2 separate regions of the Homo sapiens genome follow, and region 2 is linked to region 1. Evidence: chromatin loops called from intact Hi-C (ENCODE). Cell type or tissue: heart right ventricle. All regions are shown on one strand. Each heading gives the region's core, and the rest is flanking DNA. Links, peaks and the distances in the headings are about the cores only. Region 1 holds the start of CASQ1 (calsequestrin 1). Region 2 overlaps DCAF8 (DDB1 and CUL4 associated factor 8).

The links. Hi-C counts contacts between places; a loop is a spot of excess contacts. Peaks named below come from ENCODE experiments on the same cell type or tissue, not always from the same donor. Only the 100,000 strongest peaks of a DNase experiment are listed, where the experiment ranks them.
Region 2: a loop joins it to region 1, with 2.5 times the contacts of the local background. A loop is called at or near these places in 94 of 110 quality-filtered maps.

Annotation. Positions count from the first base shown.
Region 1 is chr1:160,186,231-160,198,223 of GRCh38, reverse strand. It overlaps CASQ1 (calsequestrin 1), which reads right to left and starts at 7,649. Exons shown (of 11, transcript NM_001231.5): 1 at 7,194-7,649; 2 at 5,338-5,422; 3 at 4,377-4,477; 4 at 3,101-3,212; 5 at 2,690-2,763; 6 at 2,197-2,327; 7 at 610-655. The coding sequence starts at 7,472. It overlaps ATP1A4 (ATPase Na+/K+ transporting subunit alpha 4), which reads right to left. Exons shown (of 22, transcript NM_144699.4): 21 at 11,857-11,948; 22 at 11,244-11,553. The coding sequence ends at 11,525. In heart right ventricle, for the core only: a CTCF peak has its summit at 4,955 (motif pointing left); DNase peaks (open chromatin) are centred at 4,953 and 8,363; H3K27ac peaks cover 3,149 bases.
Region 2 is chr1:160,237,425-160,249,417 of GRCh38, reverse strand. It overlaps DCAF8 (DDB1 and CUL4 associated factor 8), which reads left to right. Exons shown (of 14, transcript NM_015726.4): 3 at 5,384-5,458; 4 at 9,048-9,721; 5 at 10,671-10,811. The coding sequence starts at 5,410. Among named protein-coding and RNA genes, the nearest start is that of DCAF8-DT, 18 kb to the left of the region's middle. In heart right ventricle, for the core only: no CTCF peak of the experiment used is centred there; no DNase peak of the experiment used is centred there; H3K27ac peaks cover 4,629 bases.

The sequences.
Region 1 (11,993 bases), core at 1,377-9,376:
ATATATATTCTTGTGATGGTGACCTTTTTCCAAGTGACACTCCTTTCAGCTCCAAGGCCCCACACTTCCTCTGATAATCCCTTTATCCCCAGGCTTGAGGCTCTTCCCTTGTCATCTTCAATTATGTCTGTCTCCCATTTCCTCACACATTCTTCAGTGTAGAAATCTTTCAGTTGCTGCTAGTGCACTGTTTTTTCTTTTTTCTTTTTTTTTGAGACGGAGTCTCACTCTGTCCCCCAGGCTGGTGTGCAGTGGCGGATCACTGCAAGCTCCGCCTCCTGGGTTCAAGCCATTCTCCTGCCTCAGCCTCCCAAGTAGCTGGGACTACAGGCGCCCGCCACCACACCCTGCTATTTTTTTTGTATTTTCAGTAGAGATGGGGTTTCACTGTGTTAGCCAGGATGGTCTCGATCTCCTGACCTCGTGATCCACCCACCTTGGCCTCCCAAAGTGCTGGGATTACAGGCATGAGCCACCACACCCAGCTGGTCAGTGCACTGTTTTTTCTAAAAATGGGCCTGAGGAGCAGTAGGGTGGGGTTTTTCTAGGACTTGAGTCTTCTGGCACCCATGCTTCCCTGAGGGCTTGACCCTGGCCAGGGGCACTCACCCAGGTCTCATACATACTCTCCGGCTTCAGTTTCCTCAGGGTTGATCTAGAAGAGACAGACAGAGTGTCATTACTCAGTGGGTTAGAAGGATGCCCCCTCCAGAGGGTCCTGTAGCAAAGGCTGCCTCTAGGTCAGGCCCAGGGCACAGACAGCTTGTAGCCTACAACAAAGCCATCTGGCAAGGCCTCAACTCTGGGCACCAGGCCCGGCTCATTGCATGGTTAAAGCGGTGGGAGAGGGGAGGGTGGGCAAAGGGACTGGAAGAGAGACTGGGGGAGAAAGGCAAGAACTGGACATCAGGATATTCATTAATTTATTCATTCATTCACTCACTCACTATGATTGAGTGCCCGATATGTTCTAAGCACTATGCTAGGTGCTGGGTACATACAGTTGAACCAGGCAAGCATGTTCCTGCCTTGATGAAGGGAGCCAGTAGTATGGGAGAGTAAGTACTGTATATACTGCAAGGGAGCTTGCAGTGATCCACCACTGCACGCTAGCCTGGGGGACAGAGTGATTGGATATTTCCAGCTGTGGACTACTATGAAGGAAGGGAATTATGTGTGAGTGCCCGGCAGGATTATTCAACCTCAGCACTATTGCCATTTGGAGCCAGATAATTCTTTGTAGTAGGGGGCTGTCCTGCGCACTGTAGAATGTTTAGCAGTATCCCTGGGCTCTAGCCACTAAATACTAGTAGCACTCTGCACAACCAAAAATGTGTCTAGACATTGCCAAACATCCTTTGGAGGGCAAAAACCTATGCCCACCTCGCCACGCCTTCCCACCTTGTAGAGAACCATTGGTGTACGATATTGTATTAGAAAGAACATGGGGCCAGGCGCAGTGGCTCATGCCTGTAATCCCAGCACTTTGGGAGACCGAGGCAGGCGCATCACTTGAGGTCAGGAGTTTGAGACCAGCCAGGCCAACGTGGTGAAACCCCATCTCTACTAAAAATACAAAAATTAGCCAGGTGTGGTGGCGTGCCTGTAATTCCAGCTACCTGGGAGGCTGAGGAAGGAGAATCGCTTGAACCTGGGAGGCGGAGGCTGCAGTGAGCCAAGATGGCGCCACTGTGCTCCAGCCTAGGGGATAGAGTAAGACTCGGTCTCGGAAGAAAAAAAAAAAAAGAAGAAGAAGAAAAAAAGAACAAACATGGGACACATCAGGGTTAAAATCAGGGTTAAAAGCTCTGACACTTATTACCTGTAGAAACTTTCACTGAGGTTAAAAGGACTTAATATAATCATAGAGATGGAAAGTACCTTGCAGTTCCTGCCCCACCACAGGCAGTCAACACTCATTTGTTGACAGAGATTATTTAAGTCTCAATCAACCTCACACTGAATTATACACACTTATGAAGGACCCTCTCGGTGTAGGGCTCAGGGCTAAGTAGTGGGGTATAAAATATTGTGCAAAATTGTCAGTGTATCAGAGAGCACTGGTGCCCAAAGTGTATTCATCTCCAGGCAAGATTGGCTTCCCGGTTGGCTAAGCTTTCCCCAGCCCATCTCACACAGTGTGTTCTAGCCCAAGGAGGAGCCGACCCCGCTGAGAGGGTTGCCCTTGGTCCCCACCTCCTGTGCTCCTCCACGAAGTTGACAATCTCCTCTTCGCTATTGGGCTTGTCTGGGATGGTCACAGGCTCTTCCATGAAGGCCTCGTAGAAATCAATCTCATTCAGCTTCAGGGTCAGCTTCTTTGCCACCTTTGGGAGAGGGGGTAGGAGGGGAGTGGAGCAGGAGACACAGGGTCATGTCGAGAAGCAGTATAATGGGGGAACAAATATTAGGAAGGGAGTCAGAAAGCCGGGATCCTTGTCACTGCCACTGTGACACCTGACAAGTGTCTTAACTTGCCTGGGGTTGGGTTTAACATGAGAGGGGTGTTAGATCATCTAAAGCCCCTCTTCAGCTCTAAATCTATGGAGTGGGAGGAGCCGGGGGGGGGGGCAGGTAGGGAGTGCCAGCACGTAGGAAGGGACCAGGTCAGCCATCGATTCTGGGAGAGGAAACTGGAGGACAGCTTCAGGACATGAGGCAGAACCAATACAGCTGCGGGGAGGAGAACCTTGCTGTCGAAGGTGGCGAAGAAGGGGATGTAGGGATGAAACTCCTCAGCTGCATCCTCGAAGGCTTTGTAATCTGGGGGGTGGAATGCAGAGTCAGTCTCTGGGGAAACCAGGGTCTGCCCGGGAATCATCCCCCACTATCGTCCCCAATTCTTTGCAGGCAGGGTTCATTTTGAGACCCACCCCTTCTAGTTCTTCGAGAGTGAGGGGAAGGTGGAATACTGGAGGTGCTTGTCTGGGAACCCCCAGAGTACAGGGAGGTCAGAGCTGTTGATGGTGCTGACCACGGCTGGAGGAAGAGGTGGGAAGTGCAGAGGTAGAGGCTGAGACACTGGGTGATGTGGGGAGGTGGGAGGACAGGTGAGATGGGGATCCAGAGAGGGGCACAGTGGAGTCTGAGGGTTACCCACGCTCTGAGTCTTTGCTCTTGAAGTAGCCAATGAGTTTGATCTCATCCTCAATATTCTCAAACGCCTGCAGCTCTCGTTCACCTTCAATCAATTCCACAGGGTCCTCTAGGACCTGAAAGAGGAGGACATTGCAGGAAGAGAGTTTCTATCCTCAAGTAGAACCAGAAAGGGACCTAGGGAAAAGAAGGCTGGGGAACTGGAGGAGGGGGCTAGATGTTGACAGTGTGTGGGTGTGTGTGTGGGGGATTGCATGTGCGTGTGTGTGTATAGTGTGTGATGTGTGCAGTGTGTGGTGTGCATGTGTGGTGTGTGTGTGCATGTGATATATATGTATGGTGGGTGTGTGGTATGTATATGATGTGTGTGTGATGTGTGTGGATGGTATGAGTGTGGTGTGCATGTGGTGCATATGTGTAGTGTTCGGTATGTAGGTGATGTGTGGCCTACTGTGTACATGTGTGGCATGTGTGTGATGTGTGTGAATGTGTGGTGTGTGTACGTGTGGAGTGTGCATGTGGTGTGTGCATGTGTGTAGTGTGTGCATGTGTGGTGTGCAGGTATGTATGTGCATGTGGTGTGTGTGTGCGCATGTACGGTGTGTGTGCATGTGATATATCTGGTGGGTGTGTGGCATGTATATGTTGTGTGTGGTGTGTATGGATGGGTGTGTGTGGTGTGTGTTGTGTGTGTGGTGTGCATGTGGTGCATATGCATAGTGTGTGGTATCTAGGTGATGTGTGGCCTATTGTGTGCATGTGTGGCATATGTGTGATGTGTGTGCATGTGTGTAGTGTGTGTGTACATGTGTGGCGTGTGTGGTGTGTGCATTTGCGTGGCATGGATGTGGTGTGTGTGCATGTGTGGTGTGTGTTTGTTGTGTATGTGCATGTGGTGTGTGATGTGTGTGGAGTGTGTGGTGTGCATGTGGTGTGTGTGTGCATGTGATATGTGTGTGATGGGTGTGTGGTATGTATATGATGTGTGTGTGGTGTGTGTAGTGTGTGTGGTGTGCATGTGGTGCCTATGTGTAGTGTGTGGTGTGTAGGTGATTTGTGAACTATTGTGTGCATGTGCATGCATATGTGTGGTGTGTATGCAGGTGGTGTGTGTGTGTATGTATGGTGTGTGTGCGTGTGGTGTATGTATGGTGTGTGTGCGTGTGGTGTATGTGTGTGTGTGTGGTGTGTGTGTGCAGTGTCAGGTTGGGGTTGGTAGGGACTAGGGGGCAGGCAGTGGAGTTTTCAAGCAAGGCCGTCAGGTCCAGGGGAGTCCTTACATCAAGCAGAAACTCCACGATGGTGTCAGCAGAAAACTCGCCATCGTACTCAATGACTTCATCTCCCTTGAATACATACATGCTGTCCACTTCAGTTAGGCCTAGGGAGTGAGCCGGGCGCAGGGGTGGGGTAGTGAGCCATGATCCCAGGCTTCCCACAGATTCAAGGTCCAAATCCTCGGCCACAGCCCGTTTGATAATCACCGGGGCCCCACATGCTCCACCTCATGGGCCCGTTGCCCCACCCACCTCCTCTGACCCAGAGGCCGACAGGCCTGAGGTCTCTGCCCCTGGATTAAGCCTAGGGGGCTAGCGTGGCCCCAGAGCTTTCTAGGGAGTAGCTGGGGGATCAGGTAGGGTGAGGGGAGGGAATAGAGAGGTGTAGATTCTAGCAGTATTTCTCCCCTTCTCTGACCGCAACGACTAGAGATGAGTATTCATGCCACCCCCTCTGAGCACTCTAGTAGCTGGTTCCCAGTCAAGCTCTTTAATTGCTATTACTGACCAGATGACTTCATTATTACTGACCACCCCTCCCCCATGCATGTCCAGAATCCCGTCTCAAGCCTGTGCTGCCCCCTAGTGGCTGACTGCTCTAACAACCATGGCTCTGGATGGGAGGGGTTGGAAGCGGAGTTTGCAGAGGTCTGGCCAGCCCCGCCTGTATTCCCCGACTCCCCTTCCCTCCAGCACCTAGCCATGTTTTAAGGTAAGTATAAAGAAGGCCTCCCCCACCTCTTTCTGGGATTTGAGCATGGAACTTCATAAGGAATAGAGAGGCAGAGTCTCCGAGCCATAACCCTCCCAACCTCATATTTTCTCACCCCCTCTTTTAGAATAGACATAAATCTGAGAGATTCCCAAGCCCCTCGGATCCCAAGGACTGCCTGACAGGTCCTCCGCCCTAAGCCTCCCCTTGTCTCAATGCCACCTTCCCCTCCCCTGCCCTCCCCTCTCTTACCTAGTTTCTTGGCCACAGCTGCATCCTTCTCAGAGTCTACCAGCCCGAAGCCAACACCCTTGTCTTCTAGGACTTGGGCTGCTAACTGGAGGGAAGGATTATGATTAAAATTAGCCCCTGGAATTTTTATTATCCCCTATTCTCCCTCTCATGCTTTCAAGTTGGGTCAGTTGAGGTGCGGGAGATATAAGAGTTGACCTTGACCCTTTGCTAAGATCCAGAATATCCCCCAAATTCCCTACAGCCACACAGTTCTGTTTTTGGCTCAACTTAGTTCATGAATATTGATTGCTCATTTGCAATGTGCTTATTATGTTGGACTTGAAGACACTGCACTCAATACTTCCCAGTGCCTAAGAGGTACTGAGGAGTCTGGCTTCAGAGTGACTGAGGGCCCCTTCCCTCCTTCAGGGTTGAGTCCTGCATTCCATCCTGCTCAAGTCACACCTGGAGGTCCCTGTCCCTGGTCAAGGGCCAAGCTCAGTGTGGGGTTGATCTTGGAAGTCCCTGAGATTCTTCAGAGTGACTCCCAATGGGAAGAATTTTGGAGGGTGGGAGGGTAGTGGTGGGTCTGGTCATGTTGTTGAGGAGTTGGGGAAGGCCAGAGAGCTGAGATAAGAGGTCACCATTTGTTACCCCCCAGAGGGAGAGAGACTGACAGCGACCGGACAGTTCTCCCCATCAGGGCCCAACTTTCCCCTTTCGCACTCTACTTCAGCCTGTCCTTAGGCTGTGGACAGTCACACCTGGAGGTCCCTGCCCCCATAAGCCTTCCAGCTTAGCGTTCAACCCTGATTTTCTCTGCTGTGGGCACAGCTTGCAGCTCTACCCCCACTCAGCACAGACTCAGGTACTGTGATTCTCAGAGGGGTGGGGAAGGGAGGCGGTTGGCAGGTGGATGGCCAGGGATACTGAGCACTCAGGATAAAAATACTCGGCTCATTAATCAGATGGCAGGTTCTAGCACCCAGCAGGGGTGCACAAAATGAGAGCCTGTGGTTCTGGTGTCTCACCCTGAAATGCTCCAAGCTCTGGACAAGCTGAGGCCAGAGAAGGGGCCACAGGAGCTTGGACAAGAAAACTCACATCCCATTTCCTAAAGGTGTGTGTGTATGAACACATTCCCAAACATAGGTTTTTTTTCTTTTCTTATGATAACTTCTTTCTCCTTTGGGCCTGAAGTCATTTTGGAGGTGAGGAGACTTTTCCCACAAAAAGAAGATTGGGGAAGACATTCTGACACCTCCTGCAACCATAAGAATTTTCCAGTGAGGGCATCCAGCTTATCCAATGGAGACAAATGGGGAATTAGGGAGGGGGAAGGAAGAGAGAGGGGACTGGGAGTCCAATGGGAGGCATGATCTCTAGGAGATATTTAAACATGGCATGCAAGTATCATAACATTTACATTTACACTCAGTTTGGATCTCTTTGGGGTGCAGCCCCTGAAGTATGTGGAGAGGACGTGTTCTGGCTAAGCAGATGGGTGGGGTAGGGGAGTGCAATATACACTGCTGTTCTCCCCTGGCCCTCCAAGTACCTCCCTTTTTCACCCTCAGTGTCCTAGCCAAACCTAAGTCAAATACTACCAGCCTCCTATAGCAGGGAGGGGAGCTCTTCCTGCAGCACCCCTGCTAAAGGTTTCCTGACGCTGATAGTACTTTTGGGTTCCTGAGACTCTGTTTCTCATTTGACTAAAGCCACATGCCACTTGCATCCTGTTGGTCAGGACAGGGTTCCTACCACACTGCCCCTCACCCCCAGATCCCATCCTCAAAGAGCTACATGGGTGTAGGATAGGGGATTCCGGAGAGGGGCTAGACATGCTCTGCAGGCCTGCAGTGCCCCCAACTCACCTCCAGGATCAGCTCCTCCATCTCAAATTGTCTTTGTGAGGCCTTGTCATCCTCGGGGGGTTCATGGTAGAGGAGTGCCAGCACCTCATACTTCTTGAACACATTCTTGTAGTTCTTTGCATTGACATTGATCACACGGTCCACACCATCGTACTCAGGGAAGTCCAGCCCTTCCTGCCCCTGTACCCCTGACTTGGGTGTCCCTAGCACCAGCAGCAACAGCAGTGCCAGCCGCAGACCCGGCACAGCTCTGGGCCCCATCCTGTCTGTAGCACTCATGGAGGTAGTGGGATCTGGGTTGGCTCTCCTGGTCCAGAAGAGGTTAGCTGGGGTAGGGAGGGGCCCCTGGGTCCCAGATTCTGAGTTAGGGGCTCAAGTGGGAGGGGGGATTGGGGAATGGCCCAGAGCAGTGGACAGAGGGCACTGCTGGGTCCTGGAGAAACTGCCGACAGAGCCAAGGGAAAAAGGGTCAGGTGGAGGAATAGGAGCAGGGGGCGGGGAGGGAACCGGAGCTGCCCCCTGAAATTGGCACCCCTCAGTCCCCACCTGGTCCTGTCTAAATATGTCTCCATGGTTGGCAGGAGAGACGGATAACCTTCTGAGGCCAGGACAGCTCCATGCGGGCCGGAATCCTCCCACCTCCTACACTTCTACCCCAGGCTCCCAGGGGCTCCTTCCCTCCCCCTCCTCCAGTGTCCAGGGCACCTCAGCCCCGGTCCCCACACTGGCCTAAGAGCTCATCGCCATATTAAGAAAGGAAAAGGAGAGATGCCGGAGCTAAAAATAAGACCAGATGAGTCGGAGGTAAATGAAGCTGGGGCTGGGGGAGGGGAGGTATAAGGGTAATTAGGGTGGGCCGAGGGTGGGGCAAGGGTAATTAGAAGTTAAATGCAGTGGAGAGGAGGAGCTAACTGGGTCAGAGGCTAAATTGATAATATAGGACAAAAGGGGGACAAATGTGGTATTGGCTCTATGTCCTAAAGCCTGGGAATCTTCTGTAGGTGAAGTCTGATTCTGATTCTTTGATACTATGTAGGAGAGTGGGGCGATAAAAGTGCAAGCCAGGCTGCAGGAAAGAGACCCCCTCCACTTTCTTTTAAAGAACCAGGACCAAGGATGAGGTCATTCTCTGAATAAAAGATGGAGCCGCGTCCAAGACTGGCAACCTGGCTCAGCTCCAGCCAGTTTCCTTTGCTTCACTCAGCACTCCTAACTTGGGAATGCAGGGAAGGACAGGGCTGGCCCAGATCCTGTCCTGTAGAGATGTGGGTTTGGGGTTTCTCTGCCTATAAAGCCCACAATGAGAAGGGGTCTGTCCTTTGGTTGCCACCTGTGTGTGCACTCCCTACCCTGATCCTATGGGACTCGGTTTTCTGGGGCACAGTGGGAAGGGAGGTTTTCCCAGGCTGCATGCTTCCAAGGAGAGTGAATAGCTACTATTTATTCCCATGTCTTTGACAAGACAAAGAGGATCAGGTATTGACACCAGGGCAAAAAAAAATTAACATTAGGCAAGCATGAAGAGGTGAACCCTGTGCCCTGAACCAAGACTGATGATTAATTCTGTGCACCCGAGATCCAAAGCAGAGATGGGCGGGTAGGGGCTTAAACTTCTGGATCCAGCTTGGGGGGTGAGGACAGAGTAGTGAGTTTAACTCTGGATACGTAGGAAGGAAGGATCCTCTTCATGGCCCTCCAGGGTTCTTACTATGCACAGGTAAACTGAGGCATGAGGGAGACCATAGAGGGTCAGATCAAAGTCACATGCTGCCACTGCACCCTGAGGTATCTCTGATTCTAGAGGGACAGTGGTGTTTTTTTTGTTTTGTTTTGCATCCAGGGAGGGTCATGTAATTATGTTAGCAGAATAACTTTTCCACATGTCTGTGTGGTGGACCTTACACAGCTGAACACGGAAGGCCACAGAAAATCTCAAAAGCATGGCAGGAGTGAGGCCAAGAGGGACAGCTGTCACTGTAGCAGGAGAGGTTGGAGCTAGCCTAAGCACAGCACGTTGGAGCTGAAGAGACCTCAGAAGCCCATATCCTGGTCTCCCTGAAGAGTGGCTAACGTGGGAAAGCCCCAAGGCCAGAGCAAAGGCAGCCAGGTGAGATGGGGAGGCCTGCCCAGAAGCAGATGATCTAGGTGATGTCCAGCCCTGATTTCTCACTTCTGCATTCCAGGGGAGGCGGGAGACACTGGGACAGAGACGCTGGAGCATAAAACTTGTTCCATCTTGAATCTGACCTTTTGTACCCCCAAGAGTATGAGATGGGACTCTGGTGGCGAGTCTGTTCCATCTCCTGGTCCTTTCCTACAGCTACCGGACATTGCCATCCATCCCGTTCCCTCTCGTTGCCCTCTCTGGCTCCAGTCCCACCCTTCCCCTTTCCAGCGCCCGCCCCCACTGCTCTCTCTTGATGCTTCACTCTGTCTACTTTCTACTCAGTCTCCTTCCCTTCAGGCCCTTGGACTTGAGAAGCCTCAGCCACTGGTATCAAATGACCGTGAGTTGGGGCCTCTGTATTTTTAACCCACCAGACACCTGAAGCTCCTGCTACTGAAACCTGAGGAGCTGGCCCCTCTGTGCTCCTGCTTCCCACCTCACTCACATATACCCTGGCCCACTGATCTTCCAGGGTCTGGTTCAGCGATGTCAGCAATTGGGGAAGGACCCCAGGCTGATATAGCACTGTTCCTAGGAGACCTTGTGATGGAAGAGGGAGGAGAAGAGGGAGAGAGACCTCTGAGGAGGGGCCTGATGTAGGGAAAATGGCGGGCGATACTCACGATGGCCTTCTCTTTGCTAGCTCATGGCCTCTCATCCTCCAGACCCACCCCGGGTCCTTCCCCATCACTAGCCTATTTTTTTTGTTTGCTTTGTTTTGTTTTTGTGTATTTTTGGCCCAGCCCTCACTGAAAGACTAGTCTGAAAGTGATTAAGGGCCCACGTTCTGAAAATGGACAGACCTTGGTTTCTTCTTGGGTAACATGGAGTGGGTGGTAGGGAAACATTTATGTGACTTTCTTGATGGTGTGTATATAAAACCCTCGTCCCAGTGTTAGGTGTAGTGTGCAGACACCTAGTACATATGTGTTTTGTTGTGGAAATAGCTGATGGTGTTCCCCTAGCTTTCGTTAGCATTTCTCTTCCACCCTGTACACATTTGGGAACAGCCAATGCTCTACTCTGAAAGAGGCCTGAGAATGAACTGACCCACATGGCACAGTGGAGGGGCTCACAGAGCAAAAGTGAATGAGCGGGTGAAGGGGAAGGAAGAAATGCTGAGACGAAGGTGGGCAGGAGAGAAAGGCCCTCCACGAGTTTTCACTCATCTGAGAATGCACCTGGGCCCAGGCACAGAGGCCAGGCTCTTGGGAAAGTCCATCACCCCGTGCAGAGCAGGGGCGGCTGCTTCACAGTAAAGGCCACAGGGATTCAGAAAGTCTTGTTACAGCCTCTATCTCAAGGCTACACCAGAGAAAACAGGCCGAGGGCCAGAATGGGGTTGAGGAGCCCTGATGACCGAGGGTAGAGGGCAGGGACCACCAGTATGCCTGGAGACTGTCCTTCCTACCTGTCCCTTTCTCAGATGAGGGACAACACTCAGCACATGGCCATTCCCAAGTCATTTAACCTCTCTGGACTTCAGGCTTTTCACTGATGCAATCTGATCTCTTCTAGCACCACAGCGCTGTGGTCTGCAAGCTGGTCTCAGGAACTGCAAGGTGGGGTCAGATGACTCCACCCCACCTACCCCCTGTGCGGATGCTGTGGACCCTCTTCCCACGTGTGACTTAGCTGCTCCTCTCTCCCCCACCTTCCATTTCTCTGATCTCAGCTGGAATTTTGAGGCAGTCATTTGCCCTGTCCTTGCTGTCCAGTGGCTCGGAGAGTGACTTTAAAGGGCAAGGATGCTTGATACTGATCCTATCCCAGCCTTGACTCTGGTCCTTAAAACACTTCCCCAGCCTGGTCATCATGAAGACCTGTGGAGGGAGCTTCACAGTAATCCCCACTCCCCCAAGATCAGATTTGACACATCCAGCTGGTGAGGGCTTTTCCAGACATTTACTGTCTAGACTGGCTACGGGATTCAGCAGGACCATGCCCCTCCCTGCGGGGCTCCAGCTAGATGCAGGCTGGGCTTCCCTTCAGCCCACCTCATCCTCTGCCCATGATTCCCTCAAGCCAGCCCAGGATTGCCCATCTTTCTCATCCAAGATAATTCATCCTAGTGTCTCAGATGTTGTGTCAAACTTATAATCTCTGGCCCCATCCCAGCTCTCACAACACCCCTGTGTCACATGAAGCTCTTCATCTGCTGAGTTTAGTAGTACGTCTCCCTTTCCACCCAGCCTGTGGAAGAGAAGAGGCCAGCGTGAACTGGGAGAAGGAATTAGAGGCATCCAGGGGAGACAGGCAGAAGGGAAAGCAGGGACAAGGTTGGAGGTGGGAGGTCTGGAACACAGGGCACTGAGGGTCAGATGGAGCAGAGGGGTGCAGCCAAGGGGTAGAGAGGTCTCGGCTCCAGGCGCAGTCAAGGCTGGCAGCGAGGAGGGGAGAAAGTCAGTGGTGGGTCTGGAGGGACTAGGTGGGATGGGAGAGCTAGTGAGGGGGCTGGTGACCACTCAGTCAGAGCGGGGCCCAGGGGAGCCTCACCATCCGGGTGCTGACGGATGAGGAGTTTTCTGATTTCATCATAGACGAAGATGAGAATACTGTAGGGAATGGCACAGAGCCACCAGGTTATCCTGTAGAGAGCAAGAGCCAGTCAGCATGGCAGGAGAGAGAGATGC
Region 2 (11,993 bases), core at 1,279-9,278, 51 kb before region 1:
ACTGTACTGTTTTGCATTTCTAGTAACAGTGTATATGAGTTGTAGTTGCTCTACTTCTTGTTAGTACTTAATAAAGTAAATTTTTGTTATTTAAACAATTTTTGACCATTCAAATAAGTGTTTAGTGGATTCTCATTGTGGTTTTAATTTATATTTTCCTAATTATTAATAATGTTGAGGATCTTTTCAAGGGATTATTATTTACAGTACTTTTTTTGGTTTGTTTTTGAGATGGAGTCTCCTCTGTTGCCCAGGCTGGAGTGCAGTGGTGCGATCTCAGCTCACTTGCAACCTCTGCCTTCTAGGTTCAAGCGATTCTCCTGTCTCAGCCTCTCCAGTAGCTGGGACTACAGGCATGTGCCACCACCCCCAGCTAATTTTGTATTTTAATAGAGATGGGGTTTTACCACGTTGGTCAGGCCAGCCTCAAATTCCTGACCTCAGGTGATCTGCCCGCCTCAGCCTCCCAAAGTGCTGGGATTACAGGTGTGAGGCACCACACCCGCCCTCTTTTTTTTTTTTGAGATGGTGTCACTCTGTTGCGTAGACTGGAGTGCAGTGAGTAGCAGGATCATAGCTCACTGCAGCCTTGAACTCCTAGACTTAAGTGATCCTCCCACCTCAGTCTTCCAAAGTGTTGGGATTACAGGTGTGAGCCACCATATCCAGCTCGCGATAATTATTTAGTTGTGACAGTTTTTTTTTTTTCTTTTTTTGAGATGGAGTCTTGCTCTGTCACCAGGCTGGAGTGCAGTGGCGCGATCGCAGCTCACTGCAACCTCCTCCTCCCTAGTAGCTGGGATTACAGGCACGCACCATCATGCCTGCCTAATTTTTTTGTATTTTAGTAAAGACGGGGTTTCACTATGTTGGCCAAGATGGTCCTGATCTCCTGACCTCGTGATCTGCCCACCTCGGCCTCCCAAAGTGATGGGATTACAGGCGTGAGCCTCCACGCCCAGCCCCAGCCTGTTGCGACAGTTTTAAAGGATATTCTGGTTACTGTCCTTGATCAAATACATGTTTTGTAGATACTTTCTTCCAGTCTGTAGCTTGTCTTTGCATTGTTGTAACAGTATCTCTTGGAGATATTTTAATTTTTTTTTTTTTCTAGATGGAGTCTCTCTTTGTCACTCAGGCTGGAGTGCAGTGGTACTATCTTGGCTCACTGCAACCTCCACCTCCTGGGTTCCAGCGATTCTCTTGTCTCAGCTTCCCCAGTAGCAGGGACTACGGGCATGTGCCACCACGCCCGGCTAATTTTTGTATTTTTAGTAGAGACGGGGGTTTCACCATGTTGGCCAGGCTGATCTCGAACTCCTGACCTCAGGTGATCCACCCGCCTTGGCCTCCCAAAGTGCTGGGATTACAGGCCTGAACCACCGCTCAGATTTATCAGAATTTATTAATTTTGATAAATCCAACTGATTAATTTTTTTGTATGTGCTTTTTGTGTCCTATCCTAAGAAATTGTTGCCTAACCCAAGGTCACAAAGGTTATTTTCTTTGTTTTCTTCTGGAACTTGTGTTGTTTTAAGTTATATTTAGGTCTGTGATTCATTTTGACTTAGCTTTTGTATATTGTACAATGTATGGATTGAGGTTCTTTAGTTTTTTTCTTTTGGCAGTTGAATGTTCAGTTATTCTGGTACAAGTTGAGCATCCCAAATTAAAAAATCTGAAATCTAAAATGCTTTGAAATCTGAAACTTTTCGAATGCCAACTTGATGCTCAAAGGAAATACTCGTTGGAGCATTTTGGATTTTGAATTTTCTGATTTGAGATGCTCCACTGGTATATTGCAAATATTTAAAAATTTGAAACACTTCTGGCCCCAAGCATTTTGGGTAAGAGGATACACCGGACAAGGGATACGTAGTCTCTTATGCAGATCTTTCATCATATTAGAGGAAAAGAGCAGCCCCAGTAGTTTTAAACAAGAGACACTTGGTATCTCTTTTACAGAGTACTCTTATCCAGCGTAGTAAAGTCTTTCTGCCTGGTTTTTAGTTAATATTTTGTCATGTAATTGGTTAAAAATTTAAGGCTTTATTCTTATTAAGACAAGAAAAATCTAGGTCACTGGAATTTCTTAGTGAAATTAAAATGGCACCTGGGTCTTTTTTCCTCACCCTCCAGTGGGTTACTCTTTAACCTTCAGTTTGGCAGGAGTTATGGTTATTTTTAGAGTAGGAACAGTGGAGCTAATCTAATTAAACTCCTCCAACTACCTGGGACAGTGAGCTCATCAGCTTTTCCAACCTCAGCAAGATTAGCTTTGGACTAGATTTTACATGAAAGTTGATCAAAGTAAAAATAGTGGATTTGTTGGAAATACAGTGAAAAGTGAAGAAGATAGTTTGGATTTGAATCAAATATGTTCTCTGCAGACCTCAGTTTATAAAGTTAAGACTGTATTCTTTGGTAATGGAAAAGATTTTTTATTTTTTATTTTTTTGGAGACTGTGTCTTGCTCTGTCGTCCTGCCTGGAGAGAAGTGGTATAATCACAGGTCACTGCAGCCTCAACTTCTATGGCTCATGTGATCCTTCCATCTCAGCCCTACCCCAAGTAGCTGGGACTACAGGCATATGCCTGACTGATTTTTTTCTTTTCTGTAGTGACGGGGGTCTTCTTATGTTGCCCAGGCTGGTCTCCAACTCCTGCCTCGGCCTCCCAATGTGCTGGGATTATAGGCGTGAGCTGCCGTGCCTGGCTGGAAAAGATTTTTCAGTGGCTCCTATACTTGACACCTAGGGCACAGCATCTCTGCCTCCTTGACTGATTTATAGAGACAAGGGTCTCACAGTTCTGCCCAGGCTGGTCTTGAATTCCTGAGCTCAAGCAGTCCTTTCTCAGCCTTCTGAGTAGCTGTGATTACAGGTGCATGCCACACCTGTGAGCATCAGGTTCCTGCTCAAAGTTTTCACTCATATAGGTTCATAATCAAAGTTTGGAGACCACTGCTCTAGAGTATCCTTCTGCAGAAATTTTGACATTTAATTCTACTTACTTTTATCATCTGTGCACATGTATTTTCTAGAGCAATTATGAGTCAAAAGTTCAGGCAGTCTGGGCTCCTGTAGGAGTTGATGCTTGGTTTTGAGAGAGGTTCTCTGCAGCTGCTTTTGAATTCTCTGGGAGTGGATAATAGTGGGGTGAAACGTATGGTAAAGAGTTTTGATTATGGAGGTGGGAAAACATCAGATCTGTTCTTCATGTTACACTGGTCTGCTTATTACCTTAGTTTATAAGTTTTTTTTAATTTTTTTTTTTGAGACGGAGTTTGCTCTTGTTGCCCAGGCTGGATGGGGTGCAATGGCACGATCTCGGCTCACCACAACCTCCGCCTCCCAGGTTCAAGCAATTCCCCTGCCTCACCCTCCCTAGTAGCTGGGATTACAGGCATGTGCCACCATGCCCAGCTAATTTTGTATTTTTAGTAGAGACAGGGTTTCTCCATGTTGCTCAGGCTGGTCTCGAACTCCTGACCTCAGGTGATCTGCCCTCCTCGGCCTCCCAAAGTGCTGGGATTAATCTTAACAAAGTAGTACATTTTCCCCACTTGATAGGAATTAATATAATTTTAAACTCTAGATGGAGAAGATAGGCTCCTATTCTAAAGAATATAAACAAGGACTGTTGAGAGGGAAAAACAAGTGCTGTGTGAGGAATGCTATACAAAACTGTCTACCTCAAAAATGAGGAAAACAAAATGCATTGCAAACAGCTTCTCACTATTTTTCTTCATGTTGCTTCACATATCTGTTTTTTGTTGCCATTGTCTTTCATCATCACCCTTCCAGGTGTCCCTTCCTGAAGTTCAGTCAGCTTCAGCCCCAGTCTTGCAGTATTTCTATTCCCACCTTGGCCTATTATGAACAATCTTTGGGCTACTGTCTTTTGACAGAGGATACTTTTAATGAAGCAGCTTAGATTTCTATAGAGGGTAGCGGAGGAAAAGATAAGGATGAGGCTGCTTCTGGAATAATTGTCATGGGAATGAAAGGGCTGTTGAAAGATTAGAGGCCAGTGTGCCTGGGTACAAGGACTGGGGTCATAATTATACTTTGTCTTTTACTAGTGCCTTTTGTCCAAGTCACTGAAAGGGCTTAATAAAATTCTGGTCTGAATAATATTATTCTTTGCTCTTTGGAATTTACTGGAGGTGGCAGTGAGGCTCTGAAAAAAATATGAATGTTTTATAGTGGCATAAAAGGAAGTGAGTTAGATACCCTGATTCCTTGTTAAGGAAAGATGAGTCTGGTGAAAGCTGGTGCTGTTAGGTGAAACAGTGTTTGCCATTATATGAAATGGGATGAGATGGTTTAATGGAAATGTTGCCTTTTTCTTCCCCACCTTTGTCTTTGTGCTTAGAGACTCTGACTGTTAGTCCTAAGGGAAACAAAACAACTTAAGCTTCTTTCCTAGGGATAGGGTGCTCCTGATTTCTAGTTTCAGCTCTATAATCCTTAGTATCTGTGCCTTTAATAAGTTTGAAGTTAGTTGGGCTGGGCGTGGTGGCTCATGCCTGTAATCCCAGCACTTTGGGAGGCCGAGGCGGGCGGATCACTCGGGAGATCGAGACCATCCTGGCTAACACAGTGAAACCCCATCTCTACTAAAAATACAGAAAGGTGGGCATGGTGGCAGGCGCCTGTAGTCCCAGCTACTTGGGAGGCTGAGGCAGGAGAATGGTGTGAACCCGGGAGGCAGAGCTTGCAGTGAGCCTAGATAGCGCCACTGCATTCCAGCCTGGGCGACAGAATGAGACTCTGTCTCAAAAAAAAAAAAAGAAAGAATAATAATAATAGGTTTGAAGTTAGTCATCTGAGTGAACAGAAAGCTCAATCTCTTCCCCCAAGAGGTTGATTTCTGTTGATTTGTGTGTAAAATGATACTCAGAATCTGACCCACCTCTTTATGTTGTGAAAACAAGTGTTGTACAGAGTTTGAGGATACATATGTCACTTATTTACATTGGAAGATTCTTGCCTAGGGGGCAATGCTGAAGTTAGCTTTATGTATTGAGTTGAGACTCTTGGCTTGCAGTACCTGTCATTTGATATGTGCCTCCTGTTCCAGGTTTTATTTTAGTTCCCACTTTCGCATCTGAAAAATCACTGCCAGTTACTCAGTGAGTGAAGTAAAGAGATGGCACTTGACCTCCCCAAAAATATATCATTATATGGATTTTAAACATAGGGAAGAAAACATAAGGAAGAAAAAATTTCACAAGCTGAGAAGACCTGTTAAGCATGCATACACAAATCATTTTTATAAAAATGATAAAACCTGTACATTGTTAAATCTCCTTGTCCCTATTGTCTTCTTTCCCAGGTGGTTTCCTAATTGTTTTGGTTTCTTCCTCTCCCAAACCCAGGCTGGCTACAGCAAACATCATTCAAGATGTCCAGCAAAGGGAGCAGCACAGATGGCAGAACAGACTTAGCTAATGGTAAGGGGCCAAAATGAAGGTGAAGCTATTTTTACTATCAACTGAGGTTGTCCTCCTCCCTGCAAGATAGAGTGGAGGCCTGGATTTTAGTGGAGAGAGGGAAACTTTCCTGTGTTGTTCTGAGTTTAGGAAACTACACAGGAAACACCTTGGACTATATTATGCTTTTGCTTCTTCTGATTTTATCTGATCATTTTCAAAATATCAATAACAGAGCTGTACTTCTAAGAGGTCAAGTGGTTTGGAGTTCTATAAAGCTATAAGGATGGGCAGAACCTAGGAAATGCTGTTAGTAAAGGAGAAAAATAAAATCTAATGGCTAGTAGGAACAAGGGAATTTTAGGGAAGATGAGCTTCCCAGTTATATTGAGAGGTCCCTTTCCACAGTAAGTAGTAGTTTGATAGAGAGATTACATGGCTGGGCATGGTGGCTCATGCCTATAATCTCAGCACTTTGGGAGGCTGAGACAGGCAGATCGCTTGAGCCCAGGAGCTTGAGACCAGCCTGGGCAACATAGCGAGACCCCGTCTTTTTAAAAAAAAAAAAAAAAAAGGTGATTACATAAGGGATGAAGTTACAACCCAACTAGGAGTGGGACATCTTTCCCCTCCTTATTTCCTTTCCTTACTTCCCCTCCCTTCTTTCCATTTATTTCCTTCCTTCCTTCCTTTCCCTCCTCCTTCTTTTCAGGACCAGTGCTGCCAAGTGTCAAATCACTGGCTTTAGGGCAGATTTGAAGGCAGAATATAAAAATTCTAATAGAGTATAACTACCACCTGGGTTATTTAACCAGCTCTTCACCTCTGAGCCAACTTTTAAATTAGAGAAGCCGCCTTTAAATGGATATAGTTGGGCAGCACAGAGTCCAGCATTCCTTAGCACCTTGAAGGTCAGGATAACAGGCTAAATTCTAGTTGATGTGATTGGAGGAAGGATAAGTGAGATTTTCAACATGCTTTTTTATTGCTCCATATGTTCTTATCACTGCCATTCATTCATCTTTTGTAAAGGAAAGTGGTTCATATTTTTCACTGGGTTTAGTTGAAAGGCACAGGGTTCTAGAGGAGTTAAAGTATACTATTGATTTGGAGCTTGACCATTAGCTAGGTCAAGGATTGGCAAACTATAAATTGCAGGCCAAATCCAGCCTGCCACTTGTTTTTGTAAAGTTTTATTGGAATACAGTCATGCCTGTTCGTTTATGTAGTGTCTATGAGTTGCTTTTGTTCTACATACTGGAGTTGAGTAGTTGTGGTGGAGCTCCGTATGGTCTGCAAAGCCTAAGGTTTTTACTATCTGGCCCTTTACAGAAAAAATTTGCAAACCCCTACTCTAGATCTTGGTGATTTACTGTTGGGGACTTCTTGATGAGCTTGTGATACCCTCTGGCCCTTATGTTAATGTGGTAAGGCCTCCAAAATTGTCTATATTTGTTACTCATAATTTTAACAATAAACACTAGATGTTTTGGTGTTTTATTTTTTCTTTTCTACAGACCTGTTAGGTTGGTGTTTCAGTCCCTGCTCACCACTCCCAAGCTCAAGCCCAGCTGCATTTCAAAAAACTGTAACTGCTAAACTTTCGTAGCATATATAACAGGCTCAGCAAATGTGGTCCTTGGGTTCAAATTTCTGTACTTCATAACTTTTTCTTCCAGCCCCTAGCCCAGTTGTTTTATACTGTGCTCTTAGTTGAGGCTTTTTTTTTTTTTTTTGAGACAGAGTTTTGCTCTTGTTACCAAGCTGGAGTACGGTGGCACAATCTCGGCTCACTGCAGCCTCCACCTCCCAGGTTCAAGCGATTCTTCTGCCTCAGCCTCCCAAGTAGCTGGGATTACAGGCACATGCCACCACGCCCGGCTAATTTTTTGTATTTCTAGTAGAAATGGGGGTTTCACCATGTTAGCCGGGCTGGTCTTGAACTCCTGACCTTAGGTGATCCACCCGCCTTGGCCTCCCAAAGCGCTGGGATTACAGGTGTTAGCCACCGCGCCCAGCCTGCAAGAACTGTTTATGTCTTCTGGGCTTCTGTTACTGCTTGAATCAAAGCACTTGTATTGTTGATCTTTTTTCAGTATTGGGTTTTGCTTAAGAGTACATTGCTTCAGAGCTCTTCACAAATTACTGCTCTAATCCACATGACTAGGCAATAAGGTGCTCCACCTTTGAATCCTTAAACATCAGTGTGGTATTGGAGTTGAATAGCTCATACTGGATGGTCTGCCTTTCCTGACAGCTTTTACTTCTGGCGGATAAAATTTATAGCCATCTGAGGAAAGGAGGCCCATGAGCAGCATTTAAAATCTTTATTCTCCCCTTTTTTCTTCACACCTTGACTTAGGTTGGAAGTTGTGGTTGTATTGGCTTTAGAACATTCCTCAAGTTCTCATTGGAATTGACTTGACTGTTGTGAGTTAAGAGAATGCAGTATGTAGTTATAGGAGATAAGATCGATAAAAGTGACCTAGTTATTTAACTATCAGCATAGCAGACCTAGAATATACTGAACTTTCGTCTTAGGCACCACTATAGTAGCCCAGCTTTTTATCAATTTTATATATGCTTCCTAATAAAACTGTCTCAATAGAGAGACTAAAAATGTGTGACTAAGAATTATATTAAAAAATTCAAACTAATGGAAGTAAGTCAAAATATATTTACTAGCAAAAGGTGAGCAAGAACCCACTCAAATGATCACAATTCCCACTTACCCCTTCAGCTTGCTTTCTTAGTGAATTTTAGAAACTTAGGTGGGGAAGAAGCTTAGGATTTAGGTGACAGAAGGTGTAGTGGTACTTTCTTTTTTTTGAGATGGAGTCTCGCTTTGTCGCCCAGGCTAGAGTGCAGTGGTGCGACTTTGGCTCACTGCAAGCTCTGCCTCCTGGGTTCATGCCATTCTACTGCCTCATCCTCCTGAGTAGCTGGGACTACAGGCGCCCGGCTAATTTTTTGTATTTTTAGTAGAGACGGGGTTTCACCATGTTAGCCAGGATGGTCTCGATCTCCTAACCTCGTGATCCACGTGCCTCGGCCTCCCAAAGTGCTGGGATTACAGGCGTGAGCCACCGTGCCTGGCCTGATACTTTCTTAAAGTAGGAAATGGTGCAACACCACATCCATAAGTCAAGAGTGATTTTTATCAGCTGGTTTCCGTCTTTCGCTAAGAAGATGGCTATGCTAGCTCTTGCTGGAGTTGGCTCTTCTTTTTATATTCTGTTTAATTATTTGCTATAACTTAATAAATGCCCATCCAATACAACAGAGCCAATGGTAGATGTATCAGGCACACTTTTATACAATATGCCAATGTTTTGCCTCTTGAGAACTTAATATAATCTTAGATTGTCCTGAGATTCTTTGCTTTTGTTGAAGTATTTTATGTGTGTGGATTTGATCTTAATCTTTTCAATTTCTTGTCCTTTACAAGATTTCCCCTCAGAGGGTACTCTCTGTAATTATTTGTAATGAAAACACTTGGACCAAAGTTCATTTTTTGGTCTTTTGATGTGAAGATTTCTTAGACTAAGGTGGTCACTATCCTGTTTTCTTATTTTTCCCTCTCCTCTACTCCTTCCTCACTAACATGCAGGAAGCCTGTCTAGCAGTCCAGAGGAGATGTCTGGAGCTGAAGAGGGGAGGGAGACATCCTCAGGCATTGAAGTGGAGGCCTCAGACCTGAGTTTGAGCTTGACTGGGGATGATGGTGGCCCCAACCGCACCAGCACAGAAAGTCGAGGCACAGACACAGAGAGCTCAGGTGAAGATAAGGACTCTGACAGCATGGAGGACACTGGTCATTACTCCATTAATGATGAAAATCGAGTCCATGACCGCTCAGAGGAAGAGGAAGAGGAGGAAGAAGAGGAGGAAGAAGAGCAGCCTCGGCGCCGTGTACAGCGCAAGCGGGCTAACCGTGACCAGGACTCATCAGATGATGAGCGGGCCCTAGAGGACTGGGTGTCCTCAGAAACATCAGCTCTACCCCGACCTCGCTGGCAAGCCCTCCCTGCCCTTCGGGAGCGGGAGCTGGGTTCAAGTGCCCGCTTTGTCTATGAGGCCTGTGGGGCAAGAGTCTTTGTGCAGCGTTTCCGCCTGCAGCATGGGCTTGAGGGCCATACTGGTTGTGTCAATACCCTGCACTTTAACCAGCGCGGCACCTGGCTGGCCAGTGGCAGCGATGACCTGAAGGTGGTGGTGTGGGATTGGGTACGGCGGCAGCCAGTACTGGACTTTGAGAGTGGCCACAAAAGTAATGTGTTCCAGGTGAGGCAAGGGAGCATAATAGCAACTGAGAGAATCAGGCATGAGTTAGAGAAATCTGAACTGCAGCATGGATTGGGAGCTGATAGTGAGTTATTGTAGGAATTACATATCGGGACATGGCCCTACTTTGGCTCCCCTAATGACCTAAATACACTGAAAGACTCTTGGCAACCCTAGATTCCTTGAGCATGTGGACTGTTGGAAGCCTCATAGGTAGGGTGCATGCAGCTTATTAAATGTGTGCTGGTAGGAGGCAGTGTAGTATAAGCACAGGCTCTTGAACCAAACTGCCTGAGTTCAAATCCTAGCCCTTCTGCTTACTAGCTCAGTGATCTTGGCCAAGTTATTTTACCTTTGTCTTCAGTTTATCTGTAAAATGGGACTAATAACACATAGGGTTATGAGGATTAAGTAACAATAGAAGCTAAGCAGTTAGAACTGTGACTGGTACTTAATAAACATTTGATAAATGTTAGCTTATACTGTTGTTATTCTGGAAAGATTTTACTCCTTGGCCCCATCTACTGTACTGGTACCAGCCATTTATCCTAAGGGTGTTCTCTTTTCTTCCCTGACATTCCCCCTATTTTCCTTTTTCTTTGTAGCAAATTTATATTTACTTTCTTAATCAAAGTAGATTTTTCCTCCTCTATTCCTTTTCTCCTCTGCTAGATACAGTCCTAGTTCATCTGAGCTCTTATCATGTGCCAGTTCAATCTTCCAGAGCCAACTGAAATGCTCTCTTACATCAAAGGAAGTTTTTTCTCTCCCTTTCCTTTAACTCCTGGAAGAAATTGGGCTTAGCCAGCTGTACAAGAGTAGGAAAGCTAAGTTTCCAGCTGTCATGTAAGAAAAGGGGGTAAGTTGAGGTCATCATCGTATTTTTTATTCTCAAGTTTACCTCTCTCATTTCTTTTGTGTGTCCTTTTTTTCATTTTTAACACCCCAGGCCAAGTTTCTTCCTAACAGTGGTGATTCTACTCTGGCCATGTGTGCCCGTGACGGGCAGGTTCGAGTAGCAGAACTGTCTGCCACACAGTGTTGCAAGAATACAAAACGTGTGGCCCAGCACAAGGGAGCGTCCCACAAGGTAAGTAAGACCTTGCTCCAAAATTTGTGCAATCCAAATCCTCTGTGGTTCTCAGCCAAGGTTCTCCCTTATCTCTGCCCATTGTGTCACATTTGTTGTGGTCATGTGCCTCACCTCTTTCAGTCCTAAGATTTGTGGTTAAGAAAGGAGCAAAAGCAGCCACCCTAAACTCCTAGGAAGGCAAGTATCTGAAAAGTCCCTAGATCATGCATTCATAGTATTTGGCCCCTAAGCTAAGCCCTAGTTGGTTTGGAGATCTTTGAGGTCTCCTGTGCCCTCTAAACCTTTTACATTTATTGTGATTTTTTAGGGTATTTTGACAGTTTCAAGGTGCTAGTGGTTTATTCCTCTTGTGTGAGAGCTTCAGCTTACCTGCTCAAACTCTCAGTTCACAAATAGCACTGTTTCTGGAAGCCCTATTTAAAGCTGGGAATATAGGCCAAATAATCCATGGTGGCAGCTAACAAGGAGTTAAGAGCTGCCAGTTTTAAGGTAGGCATGGTGTTGGTCTTTTGTGCCATGAAAAGAGGTTGGTACTCTCTTAGAAACCCTAAGCAAAAATATAGGTGGACCTGGAGTATCCTTTTCTAGCCAAGGCGGCCCAGGATATGTGAAAATTACCTATTTCTTTGATTCTTAAGTCTACTCCTAACCCACTAGTTAACTGATTTTCAGTTGTAAGGAACTAAGATGTAAGGAATGAAGTTGGACACCATTTCTCTCTGCACTTAAGGGTATGGAATTGATTTTATTCGAGAATGAACTGTTGCTGGGTGTGGTGGCTTATGCCTGTAATCCCAATACTTTGGGAGGCTGAGGTGGGAGGACTGCTTGAGGCCAGCAGTTAAAGACCAGCCTGGGCAATATAGCAAGACCCCATCTGTGGAAAACAAACAAAAAAAAAGCGAAAAAATTAGCCAGGTATAGTGCCTTGTGCCTCTAGTCCCAGCTACTTGGGCAGCTGAGGTGGGAGGATCACTTAAGCCCACAAGGTTGAGGCTTTAGTGAGCCATGATCATGCCACTGCACTTCAGCCTGGGTGGTAAAGTGAGACCCTGACTGGAAAAAAAAGAAAATGAACTCTAATGGCTGATGTTTTTCTTTGCTATCTGTTCATATCTCTTGAGGACTTAGTTGAAATAGCAAATCAACTGTCCTTTGACTAGTTATAGAATAAACAAA